Regions from separate parts of the Homo sapiens genome. Here all the other regions are linked to region 1. The links are chromatin contacts, found by Hi-C or POLR2A ChIA-PET in ENCODE. All regions are on one chromosome and are shown on one strand. Each heading gives the region's core, a stretch centred on a gene start or an enhancer-like site at or near the end of the contact. The rest is flanking DNA. Distances are from core to core; before and after follow the strand shown.

What was found. A loop is a pair of places that touch in the nucleus more often than their neighbours do. ChIA-PET counts read pairs that join two places held with the same protein, here RNA polymerase II (POLR2A). Pooled maps may share reads with other maps.
Region 2: a map of B cell shows a loop between it and region 1 (8-fold over the local background). The contact joins the promoter of STAT3 here to the enhancer-like site in region 1. A Hi-C loop is called at or near these places in 2 of 168 maps with a recorded cell type or tissue (B cell and naive thymus-derived CD4-positive, alpha-beta T cell) and 7 of 50 pooled maps. POLR2A ChIA-PET finds 5 or more read pairs at or near these places in 10 of 52 experiments (CD4-positive, alpha-beta T cell, CD4-positive, alpha-beta memory T cell, CD8-positive, alpha-beta T cell and 7 more).
Region 3: a loop to region 1 is called in a map of naive thymus-derived CD4-positive, alpha-beta T cell, with 8 times the contacts of the local background. The contact joins the promoter of UBTF here to the enhancer-like site in region 1. A Hi-C loop is called at or near these places in 1 of 168 maps with a recorded cell type or tissue (naive thymus-derived CD4-positive, alpha-beta T cell), 1 of 37 single-sample maps with no recorded cell type and 5 of 50 pooled maps. POLR2A ChIA-PET finds 5 or more read pairs at or near these places in 5 of 52 experiments (CD4-positive, alpha-beta T cell, CD4-positive, alpha-beta memory T cell, Caco-2 and 2 more).
Region 4: a pooled map shows a loop between it and region 1 (6-fold over the local background). The contact joins the promoter of ATXN7L3 here to the enhancer-like site in region 1. A Hi-C loop is called at or near these places in 1 of 168 maps with a recorded cell type or tissue (naive thymus-derived CD4-positive, alpha-beta T cell), 1 of 37 single-sample maps with no recorded cell type and 6 of 50 pooled maps. POLR2A ChIA-PET finds 5 or more read pairs at or near these places in 3 of 52 experiments (CD8-positive, alpha-beta memory T cell, Caco-2 and activated CD4-positive, alpha-beta T cell).
Region 5: a loop to region 1 is called in a pooled map, with 5 times the contacts of the local background. The contact joins the promoter of PSMC3IP here to the enhancer-like site in region 1. A Hi-C loop is called at or near these places in 5 of 50 pooled maps. POLR2A ChIA-PET finds 5 or more read pairs at or near these places in 3 of 52 experiments (CD4-positive, alpha-beta T cell, OCI-LY7 and activated CD4-positive, alpha-beta T cell).
Region 6: a pooled map shows a loop between it and region 1 (5-fold over the local background). The contact joins the promoter of HDAC5 here to the enhancer-like site in region 1. A Hi-C loop is called at or near these places in 7 of 50 pooled maps. POLR2A ChIA-PET finds 5 or more read pairs at or near these places in 3 of 52 experiments (AG04450, CD4-positive, alpha-beta memory T cell and activated CD4-positive, alpha-beta T cell).
Region 7: a loop to region 1 is called in a pooled map, with 8 times the contacts of the local background. The contact joins the promoter of RETREG3 here to the enhancer-like site in region 1. A Hi-C loop is called at or near these places in 7 of 50 pooled maps. POLR2A ChIA-PET finds 5 or more read pairs at or near these places in 7 of 52 experiments (CD4-positive, alpha-beta T cell, CD4-positive, alpha-beta memory T cell, PC-9 and 4 more).

Annotation. Positions count from the first base shown.
Region 1 is chr17:43,359,246-43,362,810 of GRCh38, reverse strand. No RefSeq gene overlaps it. Among named protein-coding and RNA genes, the nearest start is that of LINC00910, 28 kb to the left of the region's middle. RefSeq lists silencers at 988-1,087, 1,538-1,597 and enhancers at 1,848-2,027, 2,073-2,768. Within about 2 kb of position 2,315, at least 38 of the 41 ENCODE cell types and tissues checked have a DNase peak (open chromatin) inside an H3K27ac peak, as active enhancers do; they include B cell, CD4-positive, alpha-beta T cell, CD8-positive, alpha-beta T cell and 3 more, where a contact is called at or near this core.
Region 2 is chr17:42,386,151-42,390,363 of GRCh38, reverse strand. It overlaps STAT3 (signal transducer and activator of transcription 3), which reads left to right and starts at 1,922. Exons shown (of 24, transcript NM_139276.3): 1 at 1,922-2,085. RefSeq lists an enhancer at 1,202-1,471 and silencers at 1,992-2,271, 2,502-2,581.
Region 3 is chr17:44,217,211-44,221,423 of GRCh38, reverse strand. UBTF (upstream binding transcription factor) reads left to right here and starts at 1,749. Exons shown (of 21, transcript NM_014233.4): 1 at 1,749-1,979; 2 at 3,128-3,252. The coding sequence starts at 3,195. All of the region lies in intron 1 of ATXN7L3-AS1 (ATXN7L3 antisense RNA 1), which reads right to left. RefSeq lists silencers at 313-532, 1,043-1,732, 1,859-2,023, 1,783-2,802, 2,853-3,022.
Region 4 is chr17:44,198,590-44,202,802 of GRCh38, reverse strand. It overlaps ATXN7L3 (ataxin 7 like 3), which reads left to right and starts at 2,919. Exons shown (of 13, transcript NM_001382309.1): 1 at 2,919-3,307. ATXN7L3-AS1 (ATXN7L3 antisense RNA 1) reads right to left here and starts at 3,963. Exons shown (of 2, transcript NR_184071.1): 1 at 3,873-3,963. RefSeq lists enhancers at 1,540-2,077, 2,078-2,616, 3,342-3,897, 4,102-4,213 and silencers at 2,271-3,070, 3,171-3,780.
Region 5 is chr17:42,575,318-42,579,530 of GRCh38, reverse strand. It overlaps PSMC3IP (PSMC3 interacting protein), which reads left to right and starts at 1,802. Exons shown (of 8, transcript NM_016556.4): 1 at 1,802-1,878; 2 at 1,970-2,070; 3 at 2,229-2,318. The coding sequence starts at 1,845. RETREG3 (reticulophagy regulator family member 3) reads left to right here. Exons shown (of 9, transcript NM_178126.4): 9 at 1-16. RefSeq lists an enhancer at 1,451-1,540 and a silencer at 1,841-1,890.
Region 6 is chr17:44,121,607-44,125,819 of GRCh38, reverse strand. It overlaps HDAC5 (histone deacetylase 5), which reads left to right and starts at 2,179. Exons shown (of 27, transcript NM_005474.5): 1 at 2,179-2,316. RefSeq lists enhancers at 172-671, 1,818-1,977 and silencers at 2,068-2,127, 2,198-2,297, 2,348-2,487.
Region 7 is chr17:42,606,998-42,611,210 of GRCh38, reverse strand. RETREG3 (reticulophagy regulator family member 3) reads left to right here and starts at 1,837. Exons shown (of 9, transcript NM_178126.4): 1 at 1,837-2,125. The coding sequence starts at 1,887. TUBG1 (tubulin gamma 1) reads right to left here and starts at 1,528. Exons shown (of 11, transcript NM_001070.5): 1 at 1,425-1,528; 2 at 991-1,103; 3 at 621-788. The coding sequence starts at 1,473. RefSeq lists an enhancer at 1,846-1,955.

The DNA.
Region 1 (3,565 bases), core at 1,066-3,565:
GTTTGCTTTGAAGATAGTAATGTGGGGCTGGGTGCGGTACCTCATGTAATCCCAGCACTTTGGGAGGCCGAGGCGGGTGGATCACCTGAGGTCAGGATTTGGAGACCAGCCTGGCCAACATGGTGAAACCGTGTCTCTTCTAAAAAAAAAAAATAAATAAAATACAATAATACAAAAATTAGCCGGGCATGGTGGCGCGCTCCTGTAATCCCAGCTACTTGGGAGGCTGAAGCAGGAGAACCACTTGAACCTGGCAAGCGGACTTTGTGGTGAGCCGAGATCGCTCCATTGCACTCCAGCCTGGGCAACAAGAGCCAAACTCTTTTCGTGTTTATATCCTCTTTCTTTAACTCTTACAGGGGCCCCTTTCCCAAGGCTCCGCCCAGCCCTGCAACCAGTCAGAGCATGTGCTCCCCTGAGGGCTGCACCCTGGCCTCCTCGAAAACTTGCCCTTGCCGGACCAGACAGTTGAGAAATGGCTAGAGGGACGAGACCTGAGTACCTGTCTCCATGTGTGCAGCTATACAAAATATGTAATTGCCGGGCGCGGTGGCTCAAGCCTGTAATCCCAGCACTTTGGGAGGCCCAGGCGGGGGATCATGAGGTCAGGAGATCGAGACCATCCTGACTAACACGGTGAAACCCCGTCTCTACTAAAAAATACAAAAAATTAGCTGGGCGTAGTGGGGGCGCCTGTAGTCCCAGCTCCTCGGGAGGCTGAGGCAGGAGAATGGCGTGAACCCGGGAGGCGGAGCTTGCAGTGAGCCGAGATCGCGCCACCGCACTCCAGCCTGGGCGGCAGAGCGAGACTCCCTCTCAAAAAAAAGAAAAAAAAAATGTAATTAGACGTCTGTAACACATGTAATAAAGCAAGTACAGCAAGATGACTTTAGGTGATGGGCATACGGGTGTTCACCAAACAATTCTTTCAACGTATGTGTGAAAAAAAGTTTAAAGTAATGTTGGATGCCAGCTAGGTCAGGACGAGATGGGGAGGGGGAGGGGGAAGGGAGGGGGAGGGGATGCGGAGGGGAAGGGAGGCGGAGGGAGAGGGGAGGGGAAGGGGAGGGGGAGGAGGAGGAAAGAAGAGCCTCCTAGAGCTCTTCGTGTCTTTTCCGTTGTGGGTTTTTCCTCCTGAAGGGCAATGAAGCCGAAGGAGCTTTCCCAAGATTCCAGTGATTTACAGGCGCTTTTCTGTTCAGTGGTTGGCAGGCAGGGCACGGCGGGGCATGCAAATTTAAAATGGCTGCTTCTCTCGGGAGTTATGGGAGCAAAAAAGGAAAGTGAATATCCTCCAAAATAGTAACAATATTACTTACGCAGGTGTTCAGATTTGGATAAAGATACACAATCTCAACGTAGGAGAGAGAGTTATTCAGGGTGCTATCTGTCACCCTGAGGTTAGGATGTGTGGGAGAAGGAGTACAGTGGCCGATCGTTAACATTTTCGTTTTGAAAACGGTGTTGATACAGTGGAAGGCTTGTGGTGTTGCTGGCCCTTGATCGCTGGAAGGATTCCGAGGTGTAGTTTTCGAAGCGGGAGTTTTGTTCGCATTGGGCGCTTAGCGTCTGTTACTGTCGCTAACGGGAGATTGTCAACGTGTTTGCATTGGGCCATTTGCATCAGTTGGGACCGTTGTTACTGACCTCCTAGGTTGTGTGTTGCGTTTACACGCTTAAATCCGGGTTTCACGGTCTCTTAGTACTCGCGTATTTAAGCTCATCGCGCGTACCTTACTTCTACGCGTTCACGTCGGTTCGTCCGGGCCTATCAGCGCCGCTGCTTTTAAATTGGCCGTGTGCGCTTTACGTTTGCACCTTTACGTCGGATCACTGGGGTCCATCAGCGCCGTAGTTTTTGAGCTGGCCGGGCGTGCTTTCGAGCGCTTAGTTGCTTTCGGTTTCACTTGGTTGCGGCGTGACGATCATTGAGTTAAAGGTTACTGCACTCACTTCAGTCGCCATCGGTCTCCGTAATCTGACTGCCCTTTGCTATTACTTGCTTCACTCACATACGATATGCGGACGGTCCTATTTAAGTTGAGCGCCCATACTTCACTATCCCAAGTGGGACTGCTTTTTCATTTACGTGTCTCTATCCGAGGCAGTATAAACATCTTTCCATTCAAGTTTACCGCATGTGTTTCACTATCGAGAGTCGGACTGCTTTTGGATTTACGTGGCTTTGTGGGATGCGGTATGAAGATCGTTGCATTCAAGTTTACCGCCTCTACTTCACTGCAGAATCTGACTGCCGTCAGATCTGTATGACAGATTGTTGCATTCGTTTTCTGCGGGTACGTCACTATCCAGTCTACTTTTTCCATTGACGTGGCTGAGTCATATGTAGTATGACTGTCAGAGACGTTGGAACCTGAAGCGACCCCATTTTGAGTGAGGGCTAGAAAAATGAGGCCGGGACTTACGGGCCTGCATTCTCAGAAGGATATTCCTAGCTTTCAGATACTTACGGTTAAGGGAACAAATTAATGTTTACTGAAGAGACCCGAGTGTCCAGATAGCTGGATATCTGGAGAACAAAGGCGTTCCTAATTTTGCTTTAAAGGTAGTAATAGGGATTCTTGCAAAATGTAATAATTAAAGTTAATTATCACAAACCCTTGTAACAGAACACCTCTCCCCATGTGTACAAGCATTGTACCTAGGGTGGATACGTTCCTTCTCTTAGTTTCAGGAACGCCCTTCTCTGTCTGTGGAGTAGCTGTTCTTTCACCACTTTACTTTCTTAATAAACTTGCTTTTATTTTGCACCGCGGACTTGCCCTGAGTTATTTCTTGCGCGAGACCCAAGAACCCTCTCTTTGGGTCTGGATCGGGGCCCTTTTCCTGTGACGTATTTCTGGCCACCACAGATGGGACTATAGTGCTTTGGGGAAGTGTTGGGGTCCTATAACATATTTCTGGCGAATGATGGAAGGGACGATACTGAAGAAACTCCCCCAACCCAAAGGAAGTAGACTGCAGCACTGCAGTAGTCAGTAGACTGACTTTGGGTAAGTGGTGGAGTGCCCGGGTAAAGAATGGGATTGGGTTAGAGGCCCAACTTAATGGAGTTAGAGTCTTTCCTAAAAGAGAGTGGGTTAGAGGCCCCTCTTAATAAAAGGCAAGGACACTTGACCGACCTCGGGTTAGAGGCCCGACCGAGGAGGGTTAGAGGCCCCTCCCAGTAAAGCCCCTCTCGGCTAAAAAACAGGTTTGACACCGCAGGCTATGCTCTTTGTATTAGTCTGCCTCGTCCTCCTTGTCTTGGTTGCTGTCTCCGTTTCAGTGTCATTTTCAGGAGACTTCATTTAACTGGTCTTAGGGATTTTAACTGATTCTTCTCCTATGTCCCTCCCGATTTCTGTCCGTTTGCTTGTGAAACACTGGGAACCAAAAGCATTGGAGGATCCGGCTCTAAAATTGCTGATTGAGATTTGATATTTAACAGCTATGAGCAGTAAGATTCGATAGATGTGGTTGTGTTTTGTTGCTGCTGTGCTGAGTGTGATTGAGAAGCACTAGGATGGAAATCAGGGGACTTTTCTCCTTGCTGTTTTGTTTG
Region 2 (4,213 bases), core at 673-3,172, 970 kb after region 1:
AGCCCCCAAACCTGACTCTGAACCTGGTATATTTCTGAGTTTCTCTGTGATCTTGAAAATGTCATATTATGTTGTCTTTAGTTTTCTATCAGCGGATAATATGGCCTCTCCTATCTGCTATTCATGATTGTGAGAAAGAAACCAGGCAGGGAGTGTATAAGGTGTGTAAGTCCTTTGTAAGCAGTAAATCACTAAACAAATCCTAGACCCTATGTTATCAGGGAGGCAGTTGGCCGCACGGGATAGCGTAGTTACAAGAGACTATAGGCGGAGATGGGGGATATCTGTCCTGTGGTGTAGATAAACAGCCTAATCAATACACACACACTCTACAGGTAAATACAGCAATTTCCATACTGAGCTGTGTCTACCAGAGGGCAATAGGAGGTTCTCAATTCTCACCACCAGTGACCCTATGAATTGCCCTGTAGATGCCTCTGTCCCTCATTGGATATGAGGTGGTACGAGCGGTCTGAATCTGTAGACTTAGACAGGCTTCAGGTATCTGGGGAACCATGTGAGTAAAACCTTGTATTGTTTCTGGGGCTAGAATCTAGTCTCCTTCAAACACTCAGAAGGATCTGTGACTGCCTTCAAAGGTTAAGAGTCATTGATTTTTCTCACTAGAAATTAATAAGAACAGCTATCCTTGGGGAGAAGGAATGATGGGGGTAGGGAAAGATTTTCATTTAATATTTTTGACCTTTCTGAACGGTCTGCATTTTCTAAACAGGAACATGTATTAGGTTCATTGAAAAAAAATATGTCAGGGGTTAGCTGAGCAGTGAGATAATGGGTCCTTTTTAGATTTTTGTCTTTATACCTGTTCGTATTAAACAAACACAAATATTAATAACATATTTTTAAAGACCCAAAAAAATAAAAATTAAAAACCCTGATAGTATCAGCACATACACAGAAATCACTCCATTATGCAAAGTTCATCCTCTATTATGAAAGGCAAAATGTCTACATTTCCTATCAACCACTGGCTTCAATTCAGTAAAACTTGCATACCAAGTAGGCAAGGTGGAAAAGAAAAAGGCAGAACATTTCATGTATTTCAATTCAGACGCATAAAAATGTCAAGCCCTACACGTTATCAGCTTTCGTATACACCGTCTTCTGCATTCGCCTGTACGGGCCAATGGGCTAGCTGGTCGGCGTTTGATGCTTGAAGTGATGGAACGGAGTACGGGGTTAAATCCACTACCCTCTCCCCACGCACTCTAGTAATTACTCTATTTCCACGTCATGTTTCCGGGTGTGTGTGTCCCTGCTCACGCAGAAACTGAAGTTCAAAGCAGGCGGAGTCACCCATGTTCTTTTTGTTGTCCCCAGAACCCAATTCAGGAGTTGGGTCCCCAGAGGATCTGGAGATACCTGGGGACTATCTAACTAGCTGATTCCCGCGTGGTAAGAGGCTCTCAACCTCGCCACCACGTGGTGCCAAGGGCCGGGAAAAGGGAGAGCGGGCAGGAGGGAGCTGTATCAGGGGCATTTAAAGTGCCTTGACGTCACGCACTGCCAGGAACTCAGCTGAGTTTTCAGCAGGACATTCCGGTCATCTTCCCTCCCTCCCCCCGGGCTTCTGTGCCCAAGTCCTCGGCTCTTCCCTCGCTGTGGCGGAGGGAGGAGCACCGAACTGTCGGAACAGCCAGCACAGGGGCGTATCAGTCTCCTCTTGGCTCCGCCCTTTCTCCTAGCTGCTCTCCTCATTGGTCAGTGGGCGGGGCTTCGGCTGTACCGCACACGCACTGGGACCTCTGGGTGGCCGAACGAGCTGGCCTTTCATGAATTATGCATGACGGCGTGCCTCGGCCAGGCTGGGGCTGGGCGAGGATTGGCTGAAGGGGCTGTAATTCAGCGGTTTCCGGAGCTGCGGCGGCGCAGACTGGGAGGGGGAGCCGGGGGTTCCGACGTCGCAGCCGAGGGAACAAGCCCCAACCGGATCCTGGACAGGCACCCCGGCTTGGCGCTGTCTCTCCCCCTCGGCTCGGAGAGGCCCTTCGGCCTGAGGGAGCCTCGCCGCCCGTCCCCGGCACACGCGCAGCCCCGGCCTCTCGGCCTCTGCCGGAGAAACAGGTGAAGGGGGTGCAGGGTGGGGCCGTTGGGGAGGCCTGGGGACCCGGGGGCTCCGCAGCGGCAGGGGGCCTCTGGGACCTTGGGGATGTTGTGATGGACGCTGCAGTGGGGCCGGGAGAGATGAAGAGACGCGGAGGGTCGCCCTGAGGGAAGACTCTTCGGGATGACAGGAGCGGGCCTCGGAAGGGACTCGGGGCGCTGGAGGGAAGTTTCGTTCTTCGGAGAAACAGAACGCGCTCGAGGGGGCACCGTGGGGCGAGGGCGCACTCGGTTGCGGCGGCAGGAGTGAGGGACAGTCCCCCGATTTCCTGCTCCCTGGGGCCCTGGGGACGTTCCGGCCACCGGAGCGACTGTCACGCCGACGGGGATCACCGGCGCGAGTGGGGGGTCGGAAAGCGCCTCCTCCCCGCCCGGTCGGCGGCTCCCGCTGAGCCACTTCCTCCGCTTGCCCTGTTCCCGCTCCTTCAGGAGACAGCTGTGCCCTTTTGGAGGCAGGAATAGGTGTGTCTGTCGCCTGCAGCCTTACGGGCTGGCTGGTCGTGGGTAGGCTTTATTGCATAAGAATCAAGTTTCCTGTAGGGAAATTGACAGACCGGTACTCTTTCTAAATTCCCTCGCATCTTTTTCTAGGTTAAATTATGCTCCCCCCACGTCCCCGCCTTGTAAAAAAGAGAAAAAAAGACAAAATAAAATCCCCATCAACCCGTCAAGCCAGCTCTAGAGAGAGAAATAAACCTCTTGACATTGTCCTTTTCCAAATACCTGGTAAAGTCGGCCAGAAGATAAATAATTGAGCCATTGCATTTACTGGATTGTGGTGTTGCTTAATTGCATAGGACGGAATGAACCAATTGAGAGTGGGAGTTTTCTGTCTCAGAGCCAAGATCTTGGGTAAATGCAGAGGAGAGGGAAACAAAGACAGGCTGGCCTTGAAAAAACCATGTGTGCAAACTTTACATGCATTTGGGGGGTGTGGTTGCACTGAAGTTAACAAGATTCAAACCGTCGCCCAAGTTGGTATTTCCATGTTTGGTACACATCACTCTGTGCCATATCAGGTCGTTGTTAAGTGTGGTGACAAAATCAGTGGTTAGTCATTTTTTTAATTAAAAATGTGTATAGTGTGTACCTGCTGGTCTTACTGTATGTGCAACTAAAGGTTTACATAGTCTGTGTATGGGTTGTAAATTTTTGGCTGGCTGTGCTGATAAAGCATTGGGCTTGAATAAAGCAAAGCAGAAAATCATCTCAATCTTTTATATGTGGATTTAGACTGTGTTATGACTTGGTTCAGCCAGTTTTCTATCTTATTTTATATTAAATATGTCTGTGTTCTCTGAGTCAGCACATTTATTTCCTTATTACATGTTCCAGACAGGAGTGCTAGCCCAGTTTTTGTTCAGTTTGCACAGTGGGATGGGGAAACAAGTCTGGAATTTAAAAAAAAATGTTTTAGAGGTTGGAGCCTTGATTTTAGTCTCTATATTAGCACATCCATCACAAAGAACCATTAGTAAATTCATGAATCTTTTGTTTTTTATGTAGTTCATTTGAGAAGAATAATCACTTAGAAATATCCACAGTGCCAGGCATGGTGGTGCACACCTCTGATCCCAGCTAATTGAAGGCTGAGGTGGGAGGATTCCTTGAGTCCAGGAGTTGAGTCTGGTCTGGGCAACATGGTGAGAGGCCAGGAATTGGGTCTAGAGTCTAGTCTAAGCACCATAATGAGAACCCATCTTTAAGAAAGAAAGAAAGGAAAGGAGGAAGAAAGGAAAGAAAAAGAAATACCCACAGCACAGTTATGAATTAACCCACAAAGGACTTGTGAGGTGGGTAGTTCACATAACAATTACCCTAATATCGTAGATAAGAAAATTGAGGCCAAAGGATCAAGACACTTGGCCAACGCAGCAGAGTGCCATAGTGGTGGAATTTGTGCCTCCTTCTGTATATTTTGTGAAAAGTATCAGTGAAATTCTTTTTTTTTTTTTTTTTGAGTCAGAGTCTTGCTCTGTTGCCCAGGCTAGAGTGCAGTGGCGCAATCTTGGCTCACTGCAACCTCTGCCTCCTGGGTTCAAGCGATTCTCCTGCCTCAGCCTCCCAAGTAGCTGGGACTACAGGCGTG
Region 3 (4,213 bases), core at 500-2,999, 860 kb before region 1:
CAGCTGGGCTTGGCCGGAGAATGGAGGAGCCACCAAGCGACCGGCTGATTGGAAGAGAAACGCAGAGCGATGGAGGCGGGGTAGGAGGACGATTTCTCTGCGGGGACTGGCGGCGGCGTACACGCCCGGGTCGGGCGCTGCAGAGCTTGGCTGGCTTTCAACCCGCGCTCGCCGGCTCCAGCCCCGCGCGCCCCCACCCCTAGCCCTCCCGGCGGCTCCGCAGGTGAGTGCGAGCTGGGGGCAGAAATATCCAAAAGTCTCAACATGCCCGCCCTGCAAAAAGAAAAAAAAAAGACGAAAACCATTTTTCTTTAAAAAAAAAAAATTTTTTTTGTGCAACCCCTAGAGCAGTGGGAGGGAAGGGGTGAGGCTGAGCCGCCCGGAGGAGGCGGAGGGGCCAGGCGAGGCCGGGGTGGCCCGGGAGGCGGCGGCGCCGAGGCGGCTCTGACGGGCAAGCGCTCGGAGCGGCGCTGCGCTGCGCCGAGGCGGGCGGGCGGGCGGGCGGAGCGGGGCGGGCGGAGCGCGGCGCGTGGGGCTCGCCATTAGCCGTCGCTCCGCTTCGCCATCTCGGGCTTTGTCTGGCGACTCGCTGCCCCGGCGTCGGCTGCAGCGGAGCTGCGGCTCGACTGTTCGGCCCGCCGTGCTCCCAGGTGCCCCCGGCCTGCGCTCCCATCCACACGCTCGGTAAGTGAGCCCGGGAGCCGCGGATTTCGGGGGAGAGGGGTTGCTACGAGTGGCGGCGGCGCCGATCTTCATGCGCCCGGGCAGGCCTGGAGAACCATGCCGGGCTGGATTGAACCGGCTCCCACAGCGGCCCCTCCGCCGGAGCCCGTCGTTCCCTTGCCGTTTCCGGGGTGTAAAGAGCAACGGGGATTTTTTTTTTTTAATGCAGAGGTTTTAGTTTTCGGGTTTTTTTTTAAGTTTCGTATGTGCCGTTCGGCAAGGAGAGGACCGCGAGGTAGGCACCGAAGCTGGACGCCGCGATCGGCGTGCGTGCGCCCCAAACCAGCGGCCACGCTCCGGGGGATGAGGGTGGGCGCGGACCGCTCGCTCCGGGAGGCGGGAGAGAGCTGGCCTGGAAGCCCTAGTCTGAGCTGGGAGAACTTGGGGGAGAGCTCCGGAGCAGGGCTGTGGGCGCCCCCCGAGCCTCCCCGGACGCCGGGGGCACCTCCGGGCACCCTCTCCGCGGCCGCACCTCGGCCCTCCCTCGCCGGCGAAGCCTGCTAGTTCCCCCGCGGGTCTGGCGAGGTCGCTCTCGGCGCCCGCCCGCCCGCCTAGGCTCCGAGCCCCGCCGCCATCCGGGCGGCTGCGTGTCTCCCTGCCCCGGCCCCCCCCCCCTTCCCCGGCGGCGGCAGCAGCAGCAGCAGCAGCCGCCGCCGCCGCCAGCACCACCACCACCACCCCCCTCCCCTCCTTCCTTCCCTCCGCCTCGGCCGCCCGGGTCCCCCCAGCTCCCGCCCCTCCTCCCAGCTGCCCCCCGCGGAGCCCGCCCGGGCAGGCTGTGGGAGGGAGCGGAGCCGGCGAGGCGGGCGGGCTGGCGCTCGCTCCCCGGGGGTCGGTGTGCGCTCTACGGGGAAGGACGCGCTCGCTGCCCCGCTTCTCCCGCCCCCCCTCCCGCTCCTCCTCCTCCCTTCTCCCTCCTCCTCCCCGCTCCGGCGGCTGAGGCTGCGGCGGCGGCGGGGGGTGTGCGAGCTGAGGCCGGGGCCGGCGGCGGGCGGGCTGCCTGCAGGCGGAGGGCGCTGTGCTTTGTGCTTTTCGCCGCGAGGAGCAGCAGGCAGCAGCCACAGCCGCCGCCGCCGCCGCCGCCGCCACAGCAGCAGCAGCCGCCGCCCCAGCGCCGCCGCCTCGCCCGGAGGAGGAGCCGCTGCCGCCGCGGGAGGGAGCTGCGGCTGTGCCCGGCCGAGCGGGGGAGGGCGCCGCCACTCAGAGCCAGGGAGGGAGCCGCTGGAGCGGGAAGCCCGGAGGCCGCGCTGCGCCGGGTAACCGAGGCGGCTGAGGACGCGCGCTGGGGTCGGGGCCGGACGGCGGGAGCGAACCGCGGGGTGCGGTGGGCGCCCAGCGGGGACCCGAAGCGACCACCGAGCAGGCGACCGGGCGCGAGCAGACCAGGGCACTTGGGAGGACGCCGAGAGCCGGGGGAGGGGAAGGCAGGAAGCGAGGCCTGAGCCGAGCCCCGGCCGCTGGCGGAGGAGCCCGCGCTTCTCGGAGCCGGCAGGCGCAGTTCTCCCCGGCCGCCGGAGGGGGCGGCGGGGCCGGTGAGCGCTGCGCCCCCGCCTCCCGGCCGCCGTCCTCCCGCCCTCTCCTTGGCTCGGCTCCCCGGAGGCCGGGGCGGGGGCGCCGGCGGGGCTGGGCCGCAGGCTCGGGGGAGGAGGCGGCGGTTCCCGCCGCGGTCGCGCCTCTGTGCCGGGCTCCTCCGTGCGCGTCGGGGTGGCTGGGCGGTGGCGGCGCCTCTGGCCGGGGTGGGTGGCTCGGGGGCGGGGGGCAGGCTAGGCCGCTTCTCTCCGGCTGCTTGCCCGCCTGTGCGGGCGGGGACGGCGAAGGGAGCCCGGGAGGGGGGAGCGGCGGGAATCCGGATCCGGTCCCCGGGGGCGGTGCGGCCGCTCCGCTCCGGGGCTGGCGGCGGCTGCGCTGCGTCCGGGTCCCCGCCGGGTTGCGGAGGCGGGGGGAACCGGCCGGGGGGAGGCGGGAGGAGGAGACTGGGGCGCGTGCCCGCTTCCGTGGCCGCGCGCGCCCTTTACCCGCCCTTCCTCTTCCCCCGCCCTCCAGCCTGGGGCCTCCCCGGGGCGGGCGCTCCGAGGAGGAGGAGATTTTTTCTTTTTTTTTTTTTTTGGCTGGGGTTGGGAAGCGGGGCGGAGGGCGGGCGCTCGCTGCACGCGGGAGCTAGGAGCAGGCCCTCGCGTGGCCAGGGGAGGGCGCGCGCCGCGGAGCCGGGCTGCAGGGGCTGGGGGAGGGGGTCACGAGGAAGAGGAGGGGCGCACTCCCATTCCCATAGACCCCTTAAGTCTAATAAGGTCATGGCTGAGTCTCTCAGAGTGTGGACCTGCCCCCTTCTACTCTGGGCGGTTAGAAAGTCGTTAGTCGTTCACCTCTCAGCCTTCCTGAGTGGGAACTGGTATGTCTTCCAAAGGGTGAGGTGGCTTTGACCCCGGGTTGCCCGGCCAGCACGACCGAGGAGGTGGCTGGACAGCTGGAGGATGAACGGAGAAGCCGACTGCCCCACAGACCTGGAAATGGCCGCCCCCAAAGGCCAAGGTAGGGGCATCCACCCCCGGCCCTCTGAAACTTAAACCCTCTTTCCCTCGTGGCTGCGGGGCTCACTCCCTTCTTCAAGGGCTTTTTCAGTCTGCATACACTGAACTGGGGGAGAAAGTGCCTTGAGTATTTATGAATCAAGCATCTCCCACACTTGGGGTTTGGCTGAATCCAAATTATTTGGCCTGGAGTGGCTCACCTCCCCTCTCTCCCTGTCCCTCACCCTCTGTGTTAGAGGAGGCCTGCCTTCTGGGGTTCCCATTCAGCCTGAAGTGTGTCCCAGCCCAGTGTCCTGGAATGGGAGGAAGGATGAGTGTAGAGGAAGGGTCAGGAAGGGGTTGGGGAAGGCTTCTCAGGCTTTTTAGGAAGACCATGAGGCTTTTGTAGAGGCAGGTGGAGAAAAGGGCTGTTTTGGTGGTTTTAGGCCCCAAGCCATGGGATATATGTACTCAACTAGATCTCTGCCTCATTCAGCAGTGATCCAGTCTAGATGGGGATAGAGAGTAGGATGAAGCTGGACAGCTGGCCATGCTTGTGGGACATTGAGGGGAGAGGGGATTATGGGTCCACGTGGCCCATTCTGCAGAATCTCTGGCCCAGGTTACCAGATGCAAATGAAAATGGAGAGCCCTTTTGACTTCTGGCCTTGGGTGGCTATTCTCCCAGCCCATCCACAGTGGCCTAGAGCTCTCTGGGGCTGCATTTCAGTGGCTGAAAAATAACTGTTCCAGACCTGTTCTTGCTTCCCTGGGTAGTTGGGCTGACAAGACAGCTTGTAATTCTGGGGGTTCTCCCTGGAGCAGGGCCCTGAGAGTTTCTGTGCACCTGCCTACCTTGCCTCAGAGCTGCCCTGTATCCTGCTTCTGCTTCTGTTTCCTTTTTCTTATTTGCCAGAAATTCTCCCTTGATCTGCTTTAAGGGGCTAGGGGGTGGTGGGTGTCTCTAACATTGGTTTCCAGCT
Region 4 (4,213 bases), core at 1,670-4,169, 840 kb before region 1:
AAGCCAGGAGGATTTTCTGGCCATGGCGCAAATTCCTTAGGGCAGAATGTACTGGGCATATTTAGGTAAGAAACAGATCAGCATCACTGGAGTGAAGAATTCCTGAAAAGGAGGCGGGAGATAAGAGAAAACAAAGGTTGAGGCGATGTTGTTGAAGTTCCTGAAGACCTAGCTTACTTCTCTGTGCCAGACCTGAGTTCAACCACCTTTTGGGTCTCCATCAGCTGATCCCACAGTAACCTCAATATATCCCAGACTGAAGTCATCCTGTGTCCTCCCATGTCCTCCCCTGAGTTCCCCATCCTAGTAAAGGTGTTTTCAAGACCTCCCTCTCCTTTCCTCCACACACCTCAATCAGTAACAAAAACCTACTGCTTTTGCCAGGCCCAGTGGTTTATGCCTGTAATCCCAGCATTTGGGAGGCTGAGGCAGGCGGATCTCCTGAGGTCAGAAGTTCGAGACCAGCCTGGCCAACATGGTGCAACCCTGTCTGTACTAAAAATACAAAACTAAAATTAGCCGAGCGTGGTGGCGTGCGCCAGTAATCCCAGCTATTCAGGAGGCTGAGGCATGAGAATCACTTGAACCCGGGACGCAGAAGTTGCCGTGAGCTGAGATTGCACCTGAGTGACAGAGCAAAATGCTGTCTAAAAAAACAAAACAAAACAAAACAAAAAACCTACTGCTTCTAAATTATTCTCCAGACCATACTCCAGCATGATCCACTAAAAATATAAGTCTGGTGAATGATTCCCCTTGAGGACTCCTCACAGCTTACAGGCTAAAGCCCACAAACTTTTCAACACCTACTTTGCTTTGTCCTGTATTATCCAGCCTGCTCACCTCCTGCTGCTCTGCCACCCACTCCTCTGTTCCAGCTTGATCCATGCTTCTGAAGCTTCCAGTTGGGGATGTCCAATGCCTTCTTGGCCTACCTTCACCTGGTTCATCTCCCTCTATAAGAAGTTTTTCTTTTTCTTCTTTTTTGTTTTGTTTTGAGACGGAGTCTCGCTCAGTTGCCCAGGCTGGAGTGCAGTGGCGCAATCTCAGCTCACTGCAACCTCCGCCTCCCGGGTTCAAGCGATTCTCCTGCCCAAGCCTCCCGAGTAGCTGGATTACTACTATTGCCTAAGCCTCCCGAGTAGCTCCTGGGATTACAGGAGCCCGCCACCACGCCCAGCTAATTTTTGCATTTTTGCAGGCTGGTCTCGAACTCCTGGCCTCCCAAAGTGCTGGGATTACAGGCCTGGGCCACCGCACCCTGCCCAAGAAGCCTTTCTTGACCAACTCTCTTACATCATTTGATGTCTCCTTTTGTCTACCTCTGTTTTCTCTCTGTTGTTTTCCTCACACTGTTTTGCAATTATTATCCTACCTATCTATCCACAAGACAGTGAACTTCTTGAAGAAGCACAACTGTCTTATATCATCTTTTATCCCAGCACCTGGAGCACCGTGAGAATAACAGCTAAGATTTACCAAGCACTTACACAGAGCTAAGAGTTTCACATGCACTGACTTGTTAATCACTACAGCAACGCAAGGAGATAGGACTATCATTATGCCCACTGACAACAGAGGAAACTGAGGCACAGGAAACTCATTTGCTAGGCCCAACGATTTAAATTCAAATCAGACGCCTGATCTGAACTACTCTGGAATATCGCCTCAATAAATGTTTGCTGTTTCTCGGGAGAAATCGGTGAGAAAAAAATAAGTATTTGCTGAAAACTAAAAACCAAAGATGGCTCCAAGTATGTGATTACAGACTATCCTCCTTTTTAATCTTATCTCTTGAGGGGAGAGGGCTGTCACACAACCGTTCCAGGACACCACACACAGAGTAACCGAGATGAAAGCGCCAATCCAGCCATCCACCGCGGCTGGGAAAAGGCCTGTCCCTTCCTAAGGTAAAGAGGGACTGAGAGCGTGAGCACAGGGACACGCTGCACCCAGGGGAACAGCACTGGGTCGGGGGAAGGATCTGGCCAGTGACAAGGAGGCTGTCTGGAGGGGTGGGGGTCCAGCGTGGGTTCCGGAAGCAGGAAAGGCGAGCAGGTGTGGGATCTAAATTAGGACGAGGGGCGGGGAGGGCGCTCCGCGCAGAAGGGCGCAGCTCGGCCTCCGACCTCAGCAGCGGACCCTCATCTCGGCCGCTTGTTGGTCCGCAAGCCTGGAGTGGGCTGAGACCCGCCCAGAAACCGGGAGAACTGAGGCGCGGGCGAGCCCCTTAGGCTCCACAGGCTTTCCGCCCCGAGGTCCTAACTGCGCCCCACTTCAAGTCTGGCCTCTTCACAGAAGTGGCTGCACGCCTCGGGGTAAAGGGGGGAGCGGAGGGTGGCGGGGGAGAGAGCGGGGAGCCCCGAGGGAAGGGCGGGGGAGCCTGGGCCGGAAGGCGTCCCAGGCTCGGCTGGCAGCCGGCGCTCTCTTTCGACGCCACCCGCTGCCCCCGCCCCCGAGCCGGCCGGGACGGCAAAACGTCTCCGCCCCCAGCGCACCGCGCACCTCACCTTGAACGCCGCCCCACCCACCCCCATCTTATTGGTCCTCCCGGGCCGAGGCCTCCCTGCGATTGGTCGGGGAGGTCCGCGAAGGCCCCGCCCATCTCTCCGCCCCCGTCCCCGTCCGCCGGTACTTTGGACGGCGGCGTGGCGCCCCTCCTCCCCTCCCGGTCCCCGCCCCCTGGAGCAAATGCTGCCGAGCTGCGGCCGCGGGGCAGATGCACGCGCTCGGGCCCTTCTAGCAGGCGCGAGCAGTCGCTGGGCGCGCGAAAGCGAAAGAAGGAAGAGGAAGGGAGGGGGAGGGCGGGGTGTTGGGGAGGGGCGGGAGGAGGAAGAGGAGGAGGTTGGAGCGCGCTCGCGCTTGGCCTCGCGCCCGCGCAGAGGGAGGGGGAGAGGGGCGCGCGCGCGCACGCTCGCGTTCACGCTCGCTCCATCCATCCATCCTCCGGTCGCGGCACACGCGCGCGCGCTCCGGGCTCGCGCCGCACCCCCCGCCCGGGAGAGGCGGGCTGGAGTGGGGGGCGGGGGGAGGGGCGCGCGGACGGCGCGCGGACTGCGCGCGGGCGGGGTGAGGTGAGGAGGAGGAGGCGGCGACGGGACAAGAAGGGAGGGGAAGGGGCCATGGCCGCCCGGTGAGGCGGCCAGGCGGGGGGGCGGCCCGACCCCCCGGCCCCGGGCCCTGGGCCCCGGGGAGAGGCGAGGACGGACCGACGGACATGGGGCTCCGGAGCAGCCGCCGCCGTCGCCGCCGCCGGAGGACGCGGCCCTGAGAGGCTGCCGGGCCCCGGCGCGGCCCCCCGGGCGGGGTGAGTACGGGACGGAGACGGGGACGGGGACGGGGGAGGGGCCTGTGGGGGGCGGGGGGCGGGGCCCAAGGCGGGGCTTGGGCCCCCTCCCCCCAGGTCTGGGTCAGCGCCCCTTCCCCTCCCCCCGGGCCGACGCGGAAACGCCCGGCTTCCCCCAGCTTCCCGGCCGGGCCGGGGCCCCTGGCTCTCCCCCGTCTGGGTCCCCCTTGGGCGGGGCAGGGCCGGCCGGGGAGGGGGCGCGGGGCCTTTGTTAGGGAGCCAGGCCCCAGCCCCCGGGACAATAGAGACACCCTCCCGGACTCCTCTCCCCGGCCGGCCGGGGCTGCTGGCGGGCGGGGAAGGAGAGGGGCTGGGACGCGTCCCACTCTCTGGGGGTCGGTCTGTCCCGGCCCGGCGCCGGCCCCGGCGGCTCGGCTGTCCTCCCCCCAGTCGGTATGATGCAGCAGCAGTGCCGCAGGGACGGGGGAAGAGCCGAGGCCCGGCCTCCTACCCTTCCCAGTGCCCCCGGCTCATTCGTCAGTCCCCACCCCACTCTAGGCCGGCAGCTCCTGAAACTCGTACCCACCGTTCCGAGGGGCCCTGGGTTGTGGGTTCTGTGTCTGAATCCTTGGGTGGGGGTTCCTGGACTTTGGGGCTCTTGGAGAGACTTCCGGGCTGGTCCTGAGGGAGGGCGGGTGGTTATTTAAAGGAAGAACAGGTAAGGGGAGTGCCCGCTCCTGGCGTGCCACCCTACCAGGCTCTTCCCCCCCACCCCCCGCCGTTCCTGCTCATGGTGGCTAGAAATGTCCCTTAGCTCTAGGCTCCTGTGGGCTCTGCTCCCCTCGTGGAGTGGCAGGCTGATTTCAAGGGAAGACAGAGTGGGGTGAAGGTTGTAGGGTCCTAGGGCCATTTCTACTTCTGGTAGCA
Region 5 (4,213 bases), core at 553-3,052, 780 kb after region 1:
TCTTGTATGAGAACAATCTTTAAGAGACTGATGCTGAATGGTGTCCTACCCTTGATAGGTCTTCTCTTGTAAATCTGAGTTCTGATTAATTTGAAGTGATAGCCTTAAAAGAGGAAGCCCAGGTATGAGGGACCCACCAGCCCACCCCTATTTTTACTTCGTGATGGCCAGAACATCACCATAGTATGAGGCTACTTTCCTTCTTGTGAGAGCCCCACCATCAGTATAACTGGCACTCTTGGCTAGTATTTAGCCTGTATTTCCTTCATTTCTAATTTCTTTTTTTTTCCTGAGACGGAGTCTTGGTCTGTCGCCCAGGCTGGAGTGCAGTGGTGCGATCTCTCACTGCAAGCTCCGCCTCCCGGGTTCACGCCATTCTCCTGCCTCAGCCTCCTGAGTAGCTTGGACTACAGGCGCCCACCAGCACGCCTGGCTAATTTTTTGTATTTTTAGTAGAGATGGGGTTTCACAGTGTTAGCCAGGATGGTCTCGATCTCCTGACCTCGTGATCCGCCCGCCCTGGCCTCCCAAAGTGCTGGGATTGCAGGCGTGAGCCACCGCGCTCGGCCCTTTCATTTCTAATTCTTAATATTGTCTCCTAAACGTGCAGAGACAAGCACACGTTTTAAAGGCTAAGGAGGTTGTAGGTAGCAGAAGGCTTTAAAAAGTAGCACCTTACTCCTTCACTGGATGGTCTGAGCTGCAGGGACAGCTGCTCTTTGGCCTTCAGCTCACCTCAGAAACTAGAAATATTTATTTCAGGCTCTGTCCCATTGGCCACTGTGGTCAGGGGTGGAAAGCACCTGCCAGGTGTTGCCCTGAGATTGTCTGGGCTAACAAACTTTTCCACAAGCTTTGTGGTTGAACAGTAGCCCCCTCCTAACCCTATCGTTCCTTGGCGTCCAAACTACAGTAGGTGTCGAGTGCCCCCTGGGTGCGAAGCTCGGTATTAGGCAAATAAGGGTGGTTGCTCTCCAAGGCGCTTAGCTGTCCCCCCTTCCCACTTTTTTTTTTTTTGTTCGAGACTGCGTCTCGCTCTGTCGCCAGGATGGGGTGCAGTGGCGCGCTCATAGTGGCTCACTGCAGCCTCGATGTCCGGGGCTCTGGTGACCCTCCCACCTCAGCCTCCAGAGTAGCTGGGACCACAGAAGCGCGCCACCACTCTTAATTTTTTGTACTTTATTTGCAGAGATGGGGTTTCATATTGCCCAGACTGGTTTCGAATTCCTGGGCTCAAACGATCCGCCCGCCTCAGCCTCCCAAAGTGATAGAATTGCAGGGGTGACATGCCACTGCGCCCGACCAAGGCGCTTAGCTTTCTATTAAGTTTTCACAACCACTTTCCTACCACTATCTACTGTTCCTATTTTACAAATGACAAAACTAACCGACAAAAGAGCACTGGACCGTGGGACCAGAGCACGTCCCTGTGGGGTAACCTTGAGCTGGTCGCTTGCCCAGGGCGGCAGCGGATGTCTGAAGCGTCTTCCAATCCCAACATTAGACTTAATTCAAGGTCACCAGTGCTCAGCTGCGGCTGGAACTGGGTCTCGAAACTTGAAGGCCTTCTCTGCTACAGCCTTCGTTCCCGGGAGCAGAAAGAGGAAGTTTCTTAGCCGTGGGCACGCCGGCGCCTTCGCAGAGGCCCATGGCTTGAGGTCCGGCCCGAATGCGCAAGTTCCGACCTGAAATGAACTATGGAGTCCGGGAGGGGTCGCTTTGCTCCTCCGGAAGGCTTCCCCTTCAGCCAATCACCGTTCGAGGCCCGCCCCCGTCGCCGGAAGGAGCCGTCGCCCCGAGCAACTACAACGTCCGGCTTTCTGAGTTGGGTGGCGGGAAAGGCGATGAGTAAAGGCCGGGCAGAAGCTGCGGCGGGAGGTAACGGCGCCGTGGGCGCGGGGAAGACCCGGGAGGGCAGTGGGTGAGGAGGTCGGTTGAGTGGCCCCCTCCCCTGCCTTTCTCTCCGTAGCCGCCGGGATCCTCCTGAGGTACCTGCAGGAGCAGAACCGGCCCTACAGCTCCCAGGATGTGTTCGGGAACCTACAGCGGGAACACGGACTGGGCAAGGCGGTGAGGACCTTCTCCCGGGATTCCCTCTCCGTCGGACTCCCTGGATTCAGGCTGGGGTCGTGCCCTTTGGAGCCTTGGGCGTTTTCCACATCACTGGCTGGATTTCCCCAGACCCAGGCTCAGACTCCTCTGATTGCTCCTTCTCTCTCCTCTGCCAGGTGGTGGTGAAGACGCTGGAGCAGCTGGCGCAACAAGGCAAGATCAAAGAGAAGATGTACGGCAAGCAGAAGATCTATTTTGCGGATCAGGTGAGGAGAACTTGCGCCGATTGTCACCCATGAGAGCCCGACAACGGGTGAATCTACTCCTGGTGTGAACTCTTTGGGGACAAGGCCCCCCATGGAAAACTCACCTGTCTTAGGCCACCATCCTTAAATCAAGGTGTGTACTCCTCTTGTTAGGATCCCAACTTCACGAGGTTTCCAGATTTACAATATGATGGATGACAGAAGATTCTGTATTGTTGCTACCAAGATCCATTTCCGCTCCAAAGCTCTTATTCCTTATCATCTACATTAGCAACACCCTCTGCCAAATGATGTTCCTCCTGCCTCCATCCGATTCTCTAAACACACATATCAAATTTATATTCTCCAGCCCAGACCTCCAGCTGGAATCTGTCAGGCATTAATATCAGAGTCAAAATTGCCACAGTAGAATGCCTCATCTTCCCCCCACCCCGGACTGGTTTCTTTCTAACATTCTCCTCCCCTAATGGAATTACTCTTCACCCAAACCAGAAATTGGGAGCAATTCTTGACTTCCTTTACTAGTCAACCATCAAGTCCAGCTGATTTTTCCGTTTTTATTTATTTTTTTAATTTTTATAGAGATGGGTCTTACTGTGCTGCCCAGGTTGGTCCCAACTCCTGGGCTCAAGTGATCCTCCTGTCTTGGCCTCCCAAAGTGCTGGGAGGACAGGCGTGAACCACAGAGCCTGGCTAATTTTTCCATTCTTGAATCCACTCTCCTTTCCATCTGCCATGGTTGCTCTAGTTCACGCCCTCTTTATTTGTTGCAGTATCCTCCTAACAGATCTTGGCTCTTCAAACATATCTTAAACTCTTAAACATTGCAGTCAGAATGATCTGTCTAAATAGATCTGGTCATGCACCTTCCCTATTTAAAACTCTTCAATGGCTCTCTAGTGCTGCAAAAAACATGTAAAAGGCACCGGAAGACGCCCCAGCCAGCCTCTGGCCTCACCAATCCTCATTATTTTTCTATCCACGAACACTAGATAATTCTGGTGTGTTTTACTGCTCTGTCCTTTGCATGTTGTCTTCCCTGTACCTGCTTCTCTTCCTGGCCAGCTCTTTCTTTCCTTGAGGATTTCACTTAGACATCACCTTTTCCAGAAATCTTCCTTGAATGCTCCGAGCTAATTGTTTCTTTTTCAGGCCCTTATCTCTTTTTGTTATTGTTGTTGTTGTTGTTGTTGAGACGGAGTCTCGCTCTGTCACCCAGGCTGGAGTGCAGTGGCACAATCTCGGCTCACTATAAGCTCCACCTCCTGGGTTCACGCCATTCCCCCGCCTCAGCCTCCCAGAGTAGCTGGGACTACAGGCACCCGCCACGAAGCCTAATTTTTTTTTTTTTTTTTTTTTGGTATTTTTAGTAGAGATGGGGTTTCATCGTGTTAGCCAGGATGGTCTTGATCTCCTGACCTCGTGATCCACCCGCCTCGGCCTCCCAAAGTGCTGGGATTACAGGCATGAGCCACTGTGCCCAGCCTGGCCCTTACCTCTTTTGAGGCATGCTGTATTACAATTTTTACTTGTCTCCTTTATTCAACTGAAGTTCCTCTAGGGCAGACCCCATTTCTCAATTCATTTTTATCTGATCAGCACCTCCGCAGTATCTAACATCCAGCAGATATTACTCGTTAAACTGAACCAAACCACTTTTAAGGCTGACTTTCCTAAAACAGGCTGCATTGTGTTACTCATCTAAAGATAATTCTCTAAAGGAGGGTTTGGCAAACTTTTTCTGCAAATGGCCAGACAGTATTTTTAGGATTTGTGGGCCATATGTATCTCTTGTCATGGCTGGCTGTACAACTGCCACAACTACTCACCTCTGCCACTGTAGAACAGAAGCAGCTGTAGACTATGTAAATGAACGGGTGGGGCTGTTTCAATAA
Region 6 (4,213 bases), core at 930-3,429, 760 kb before region 1:
TCGGTTTCAAGTGATTGTTTCGTCTCAGCCTCCTGAGAAGCTGGGATTACAGAAGTGCACCACCACGCCCGCCTAATTTTTGAATTTTTAGTAAAGACGGGGTTTCACCATTTTGGTCAGGCTCGTCTCGAACTCCAGACCTCGTGATCCGCCCGCCTCGGCCTCCCAAAGTGCTGGGATTACAGGCATGAGCCACTGCGCCCGGCTATTTTTTTATTTTTTTTGAGACGGAGTCTCACACTGTTGCCCAGGCTGGAGTGCAGTGGCGTGATCTCGGCTCACTGCAACCTCTGCCTCCAGGGTTCACGCCATTCTCCTGCCTCAGCCTCCCGAGTAGCTGGGACTACAGGCGCCCGCCACTACACCCGGCTAATTTTTTTTTGTATTTTTAGTAGAGAGGGTTTCGCCGTGTTAGCCTGGATGGTCTCGATCTCCTGACCTTGTGATCAGCCCGCCTCGCCCTCCCAAAGTGCTGGGATTACAGGCGTGAGCCACCGCGCCTGGCCTCTTCTTCTTCTTTTGTTTTTGTTTTTTGTTTTTTTGAGACGGAGTCTCGCTTTGTTCCCCAAGCTGGAGTGCAGTGGCGCGATCTCTGCTCACTGCAACCTCCGCCTCCCGGGTTCACTCCATTCTCCTGCCTCAGCCTCCCAAGTAGCTGGGACTACAGGCGCCCACCACCACGCCCGGCTAATTTTTTGTATTTTTAGTAGAGACGGGTTTCACTGTGTTAGCCAGGGTGGTCTCGACATCCTGACCTCGTGATCCACCAGCCTCGACCTCCCAAAGTGCTGGGATTACGGGCGTGAGCCACCATGCCCGGCCCACGCCCGGCCTCTTTTTTAAAATACAGACAGTGTCTCGCCATGTTACCCAGGCTGGTCTTGAACTGGGCTCAAGCAATCCTCCCGCCTCGGCCTCCAAAGTGCTAGGATTGATGACAGGCAAGAGCCAATGCACCTGGCCCCTTTAAAACTTTTTTTTTTGAGGCAGAGTTTCACTCTTGTTGCCCAGGCTGGAGTGCAATGGCACGATCTTGGCTCACTGCAACCTCCGCCTCTCAGGTTCAAGGGATTCTACTGCCTCAGCCTCCTGAGTAGGTGGGATTACAGGCGCCTGCCACCACGCCCGGCTAATTTTTTTGTATTTTTAGTAGAGACGGGGTTTTACCATAATGGCCAGGCTGGTCTCAAACTCTTGACCTCAGGTTATCCGCCTGCCTCCGCCTCCCAAAGTGCGGGGATTACAGGCGTGAGCCACCATGCCCGGTCCCCTATAAAACTTTTAATGTCTGGATAATATTTTACTGAATGAATGTCTCCTGCTTTGCTTGCCAATTCCCTATCGATGGATATTTAGGTTGTTTTCAACTTTTCACATCATTACAAACAATCTCATGTTCATTTTTTAACATAACAACGTTTATTTATTTGGAATACATTTTTGTTAGTGGAATTGCTGGGTCATTGACAAATTGTCTAGGTCTAATTAAACATGTTCATACTGTGTACCAAGAGGAGATGTAGCGTGGATGGCACCAAAGTCAGGGAAGTCTTTCCGGCTCCTGGTCTGCTGGTCTGCCCTTTTGAAGGCCTTGGAGTGTTACAGCCATACCCTGGCCTTTCCCAGGCTTTTCTTTCCCTGGCACGGATGCAGTGTGTGCGGTCAGAGCTGGCGAGTTCGAGACTTGTCCGAACCATCCACCCGCAGCCAGGCCCCGCTGCAGAGGCTGCGGTGGCCCTCCCAGCCCCTGGGAATCTATCCCCAGGTCCCCTCCCCGACCGCGGGAGGGCGTGTTAGGGGAGCAGCTTAGGCAAGCGACGATTGCACCATCCACGTTTTGAAAAGAAAGTCCGGGGAGCGCAAGGAGGAAACTTTTACAATCCAAAGGTTGAGCCCCAGCATCCATACTCGGCCCCTGCAGCGATCCTTCCACTCCTGCTCGCTGGGTTCCGATCCCTTCCCTTCCACCCCGTCTCGGCCGAACCCTGTGCTGGGCACTGGCCCTTTAAGGAGCTGTCACGATGGCGTCGCTGGCCCCGCCCGGCGGGGAGGGCCGAGAGGCAGGGGAGGGGTTGGTGGTGGCTGCGGGCAAGGGGAAGGCGGGGGGGGCTGGGGGGGGGGTCTGGGTCTATTTTTAGCTCCGGGTCGGGTCACGTGACGGGAGTGACGTCTCCGAATGTTGTTGTTGGTGGCGGCGGCGAGCGGAGCCGGAGGAGCCGCCGCAAAGATGGAGGAGCCGTCGAGGAGGTGCTGCCGCCGCTGCCGCCGCCGCTGCTGCCGCCGCCGCCCGCGAAGCCGGAGCTCGAGCCGCAGCGGGTGAGCGCGCCGCCCCGGCCCAGATCCCATCTTCCCCGGACCCCGGGACGCGAGGCGGCGCCCCCTCCTCCTGCTGTCTCTGTCCGCGGGCTCCCAGCGCGCGCGCCGCGCTCCGCGCCCCCCTTCCTTCCTCCCGGCCCTGGGAGCCAGCCGGCGCCCCCCGGGAGCATCGGCAGCCCGTGAGCGGGACATCGGGGTTGCTGCGCGCGCCCCTCCCTGCCCCTCCCAGACAGGGGCGCCTTCCCTACAGGTAAGGGAGGGGCCCGCCTTCTCGCGCCCTGCGCCCCCAAATGGCTCGGAGACCGGCCGGGGTTGTCTGATTTGCCCCTTCCCTGGCGGCGCATGTTGCGTTGCAGAGCCATTTGAGCCCTGCACCCGGATTCTGTGCAGACCCCTCTTCGCTGGACACCCCTTTCTTGGTACTCTGAGGTGAGGGGTGCTGTCCACCCAGAGCGCTTCTCCCCATAGCTACGAACGCATCCTTGATTTTATGTCCTTGACTTCCGTGCATGAGGAGGGGGACTGCGGAGTCCACCTTACTTCTCTCTCCCATTATTCTCACCCCGTCTCCTGTGAGGCGTTACTGCGTTTGTTGCCACCCTCTTCTCCTGTCTGACACCTTGGAGCCAGGATGCGAGAGCTAGGAGATGAAATGGAGCTCCCCCCCAACCCCTTCTTGTCTTGGGTGGATGCCCCCCATTTTTCATCCTGGATCTGTATCTCATGGAAGCGGGGGCACTACCAGTGCCTTATTAACTTGGGGGGAGTCAGCTTCTCCACCCCACCCTTCCCTGGGGCCCTGGGGAAGATGAGAACTGGCTGGGTGTAAGTAATTAATCTGGGAGCTTGGTGGGGGCTGTTGAAGTGGGGAGGTTGGGTGCTTCCTTTGGGAGAGGAGATGACCACTTGATACCCCTGGCTGATACCCCTTCTGAAATGAGGTGTGTCCCTAAAGAGGAAAGGTAACAGCTGCAGTTGCTTTTAGGAGGGTGCAAAAGGGACCCATCACTCAGTCAGTGACCACCATGCTTTTGGGATCTGGGATTAGATTTGGAGCTTGGGGAGGTGGTGGTGATTGGTTTCAGTGTCCAACTGGGAGGGGAGGATGGAGCCAGATTATGGGAACAAAAGGAGGTGGGGGGGAGGGTGAGATCCAGGAGTCTTGGTCAGAGGGACCCCTAGCCAGATTGCCTTGCAGGATTGCAGTCTGGGTCTGGGTCCTGCCTTTGGCTTCCTCTTAGTTTCAGAGGATGTAGGCAGGCAGGCATGGTCTTCAGTCTCCCCAGTCCTAGGCACCCTGAGCCTATGCTGGCTGTTGAGATGCTGGGCTGGGCTGGGCTGGGCTAGGCTGGCTGGGCTGGATGGTGGATGAGCCATGTTGGGGGCTGCCTGCTTCTTCATTCCAGTCTTCCCTCCTTCCTCTCCCTCCCTAAACACAAAGCTTGGGGAGATCTTGGTTTGTCTCCTTCCTCTTTTCTTGACTCCTCTCTTTGCCCTCTCTTCACTTGAACTTGGATCTGGGCTTTCTTGACAAAGCAGTAGGGGTCTCTCTGAGTTAGAGAAATGGGCCCCCAGTATCTCCACTCTGTCCTGGGAATGTGGGCATGCCAGAGACCAGAGAGACAGATCTCAAGTGTGGGTTACTTGGGGGCAAGGATGGAGGAAATGTTAGTTCTGTGCCAGCCTCCCCTTCTTTTCCAATATATCCTCCTACTTTGGCTGGATCATGTAATTTGGAGGGGGGCAGCAGTTTCACATGCCCCACCCACCCCAAGTAGCTGCAGAGACAAAGGTTTGCTTTGCCTTCCGTAGGGGTGGCATCTTAATTGTGTGTTTAGAAATGGGGCCTGGGAATGTTGGGCGGGGGTCATTTGTGTTCCCGCATAGTGGGGGAGGG
Region 7 (4,213 bases), core at 588-3,087, 750 kb after region 1:
ATCACGAGGTCAGGAGATCAAGACCACCCTGGCTAACACAGTAAAACCCCGTCTCTACTAAAAATACAAAAATTAGCCAGGCGTGATGGCAAGCACCTGTAATCCCAGCTACTCGGGAGGCTGAGGCAGGAGAATCGCTTGAACCCGGGCAGCAGAGGTTGCAGTGAGCTGAGAGCGTGCCACTGCACTCCAGCCTGGGCGACAGAGTGAGACTCCGTCTCAAAAAAAATAAATAAATAAAAATTAAAAAAAAGAAACTATAAAACAGCCTGTCTTCATTGAAATTTGTTTTTGCTGATAAACTAGTTATGAAATGTCCTTTGGTTTCATGGCTTTCTGGATCCTGGAAAGGCAGATAAGGGACTGTGGACCTGTAGTACTTACTTCTAGGGTTGTTGGGAGATTTAGAAAAATTAATATATGTAAAGCACTTAGAATGACCTGGCACACTGCATTAGCTAGTGTAGGCGCTTGACAATATTACATAGTCCACTCCCTGCAGCCAGGTCTCTCCCTCCAGCATTCATACATCCCTGATCCGGTTTTCCCTCTCTTCGGGACGTCATAGAGCCTGTCCCTACCCAGCGAGTTGTGGGCCCTGCCAGGGAATAGGAAACGACCTGGGAGAATCCGCTGGCCCAGTTGTTGCCAGCTCCTCCTCCATGTTCCGACAGGTAGATGTTCTCTGGGTTGTAGAGCTTGGCATAGGGGGAGTTGAGGATGGAGTGGATCACCCGGGGTTCCAAGTCCAGCAGCACGGCCCGGGGGATGTAGTGCTCATCGTCTGCCTGTCAAGGGGAGTCCAGGAGGGGGCCCAATCAGCTAGGGCGGCCCAAGTCCGAAGTCCTCCCAACTCTGGCTCCCTCCGGCCCTCCCTCCTCAAGCCAGCCGCCTGGCCCTACTGCCCAGCGGGGTTCCCAGTACCAGGCCACTCCCTTCCCTTCCGCCCCCTTGGGCAACTGCCGCCCCCGGCCAAGTCGCTGGGGGCACCTGGTAGAAAAAGACGTCCTTGCGGTCAGTGCCCTCGGTGGCGAACTCCTCCACGATGCCCTCGGGGCTGATACCATGCTCGGCGCACAGCTGTTTCCAGAACTCGAACCCAACTGGGGGGAAGGGGCGGGCAGGGGAGAAAGAAGATATCTAGGTCCGGGCAGGTTCCAATCAGGAGCCGGGGGACTGGGCGCCTGCGTCCAGGGATAAGAAGTCAAGCCGCAGGACTCTCCCGTGTCTGAGGAAAGGACTGTACGCCAGGGACTGGGCAGGGGAGGGCCCCTCGGGGTTGGGCAAGTGGACACTGGGTCAGGGATGTCTCGCCTTTCAGAGAACTACGATTCTGGCAAGGACAGATGGAGTCCAGGATCCCACAGCGAGATCCCATTGACCCTAAGGAACCTGGCTAGCTGAGGGGCCGGAGTTTCGCTCACTCTGATTGCCGCACTGGCCCAACTGTAGGGTGATGATTTCCCTCGGCATCGCTCCTCAGGCACCGGCGTTGCAGCCGCTCCCGCCCGCAACGGCGCCGCACGCCAGCCCGCTCGCCGCAAGACGCAGGCGCCAAACAACCAGCTCCACCCACGAACTTCCTCCGCTCCAATGAGAATCGAGTTCTGGCAATGAATGGCACGTCTTTAAGCACTGGCCTTCGTTCATGCAGATTGCGCGTGCGCGGCTCCGGATGCGGCTCGGCGCCTCCGGATCCGGCTCCGCGCCTCAGTGAGGGCGGGGTACGGCGTCCTCCCTCCCCTCTGGGTGGGCGCCTGCTTGGGCCTGCGCGCAAGCGCGCTGTGGTGCGAAGCCACCTCCCCCGCCGAATCGCGCATCTGCGCAGTTGCTGTTATTGTGACTTGTCGGGCCACGGCCCCGGATGTTGTGGCTGCCGCGGGGAGATGGCTGAGGCCGAAGGGGTTCCCACGACCCCAGGCCCGGCTTCGGGGTCGACTTTCAGGGGCCGCCGAGATGTGTCAGGCTCCTGGGAGCGGGACCAGCAGGTTGAGGCGGCGCAGCGGGCCCTGGTGGAGGTGCTGGGGCCTTACGAGCCTCTGCTGAGTCGGGTGCAGGCAGCCCTGGTGTGGGAGCGGCCAGCTAGGAGCGCTCTGTGGTGCCTGGGGCTGAACGCGGCTTTCTGGTGAGAGAACTGGACCCTCGGAAACCCTCCGAGTCCCGAATTCGTTGGTTCCTCTAGGGCTCTACTTCTCGCCTGCCCTGTTTTCTTCGCTGCACTGGCTCCTTCCTGTACTTGCCTAATTTTGCCTCACCTCCTTCCACTCCATCCCGCCTGCAGGCTTCGGCACCCTAGTTCTTCCCAGGGCCGTCCACCCATCTTCTCTGCCTTACCTGTGCCCGCACCCCCGCCCCGCACATCTGGCGGGAGCTTCTGGTAACATCTTGAGCCGCTCAAGAGTGAGCGAGGGCTCCTCTTTTGAGCCCGACAAAGCTGCGTCCCTTTAAAGCCATCACTTCCTTTCTCTTGTCTGCTCAAGTGCAAGTTCTAGATTGTTTCCAGAGGTTTTAGTAGTTTATTGTTGGAGTAGAGGCGTGAAGTCTTGCAAAGGTATCCATAGGTGTGATTATAAAACAAGCTTGAGCGATTCGCATGAATTAGCATGTTATATATCTAGGAAGGAAGTTTATGAAGTCTAAGCGTCAGTGTGAGCCCCCAAAGCTGAAAATTGAAAGAAAATTACAAGCTTTTAAAGAACAGTTAGGAAATGATGACGGAGATTACACGCGTGTCAAAGCCACCTGTGATTGTAACTCCTCCCTGTTCCAAGGAATTAGAGAGGCATCCTTAGCCATGGTTTATAGGCAAGGAAATTGATGTCTAATACTGTGTGTGAGTTTTCCTGAGCTGGAAAAGTAGCACTGTAAATATGCTTTATTTGTGTGTGTCATGCTCTGTGAAAATGGAACTGCTGCTTCTCTCAGTTGTCATCACCTGAAGTGGACCTAGGACTTCATAGGATCTACCAACCATAATTTTGGATTTATTTGTAATGGAGGAGGTTCCAAGGGAACTGACTTATAGGGGGCTTTCTGCTGCTGAATGGATTAAGACTATTCTGGATAAGCCTGAAACAACAAAATATGTGTGTTTTTTAATTGTGTTTTTGCTAAAAATAGCTTTCCCCTTAAAATTTGTTTTAAAATCAAAACATTTATTATCCTTTATCTGAAAGATTTTCAGTGAGCTGAAGCAGAACAAATAATTCCAAGTTCATTGACCCGAAAACAGTGTTCAGCTATTAAGCTAATCCTCTCCCAGTTTGAAAGAGACCCAGTTAAAGGTGTCACAGTAGTCTCTGGCATTTGTGGCTTCCAGAGCCTTTAGCAAACTCGATGGTAAACTTTTCCTACCACGTTCTTCATTTATTTTTGGTAGTGCTTTTTCCCTTTTTTTTTTTTTTAAGACAGAGTTTCACTCTTATTGCCCAGGCTGGAGTGCAATGGCGTGATCTCGGCTCACTGCAACCTCCGCCTCCCAGATTCAAGCATTTCTCCTGCCTCAGCCCCCCAAGTAGCTGGGATTACAGGCATGAACCACCACAACCGGCTAATTTTGTATTTTTTTAGTAGAGATGGGGTTTCTCCATGTTGGTCAGGCTGGTCTCGAACTCCCGAGGTCAGGTGATCTGCCTGCCTCGGCCTCCCAAAGTGCTGGGATTACAGGCGTGAGCCACTGCGCCTGGCCTTTTTTTTTTTTTTTTTTTTTTTGAGACAAGGTCTTGCTCTATCACCCAGGCTGGAGTGCAGTGGTATGATCTCGGCTCATTGCAACTTCCACTTCCTGGGCTCAAGCAATCTTCCCACCTCAGCCTCCACAATAGCTGGGACCAGAGGTGCACATCATCATGCTTGGCTAATTTTTTAAATTTTTTGTGGAGACAGGGTCTCACTATATTGCCCAGGCTGGTCTCGAACTCCTAGGCTCTGGTGATCCTCCTGCCTTGGGCTCCCAGAGTGCTGGGATTATAGGCATGAGCCACCGTGCCCAGCCAAGTGCTTCTTCCTTGACCCCTAGGTACTGATTCCCATTGCTCTCTGTAGAAATCTTCACTATAGCACCTCACTGAAGAGTGTTTTATCCAGTCAAAACATTTCCCACAGTGGTTTTGGTATCTCTAGCAAGAAGGCTGGGCCTCATTAAACCAATTTGTATCAAAGTATGACTGCCTGATGGAAAAAAACACTTTATCAGGGTTTACTTATTTTTGTT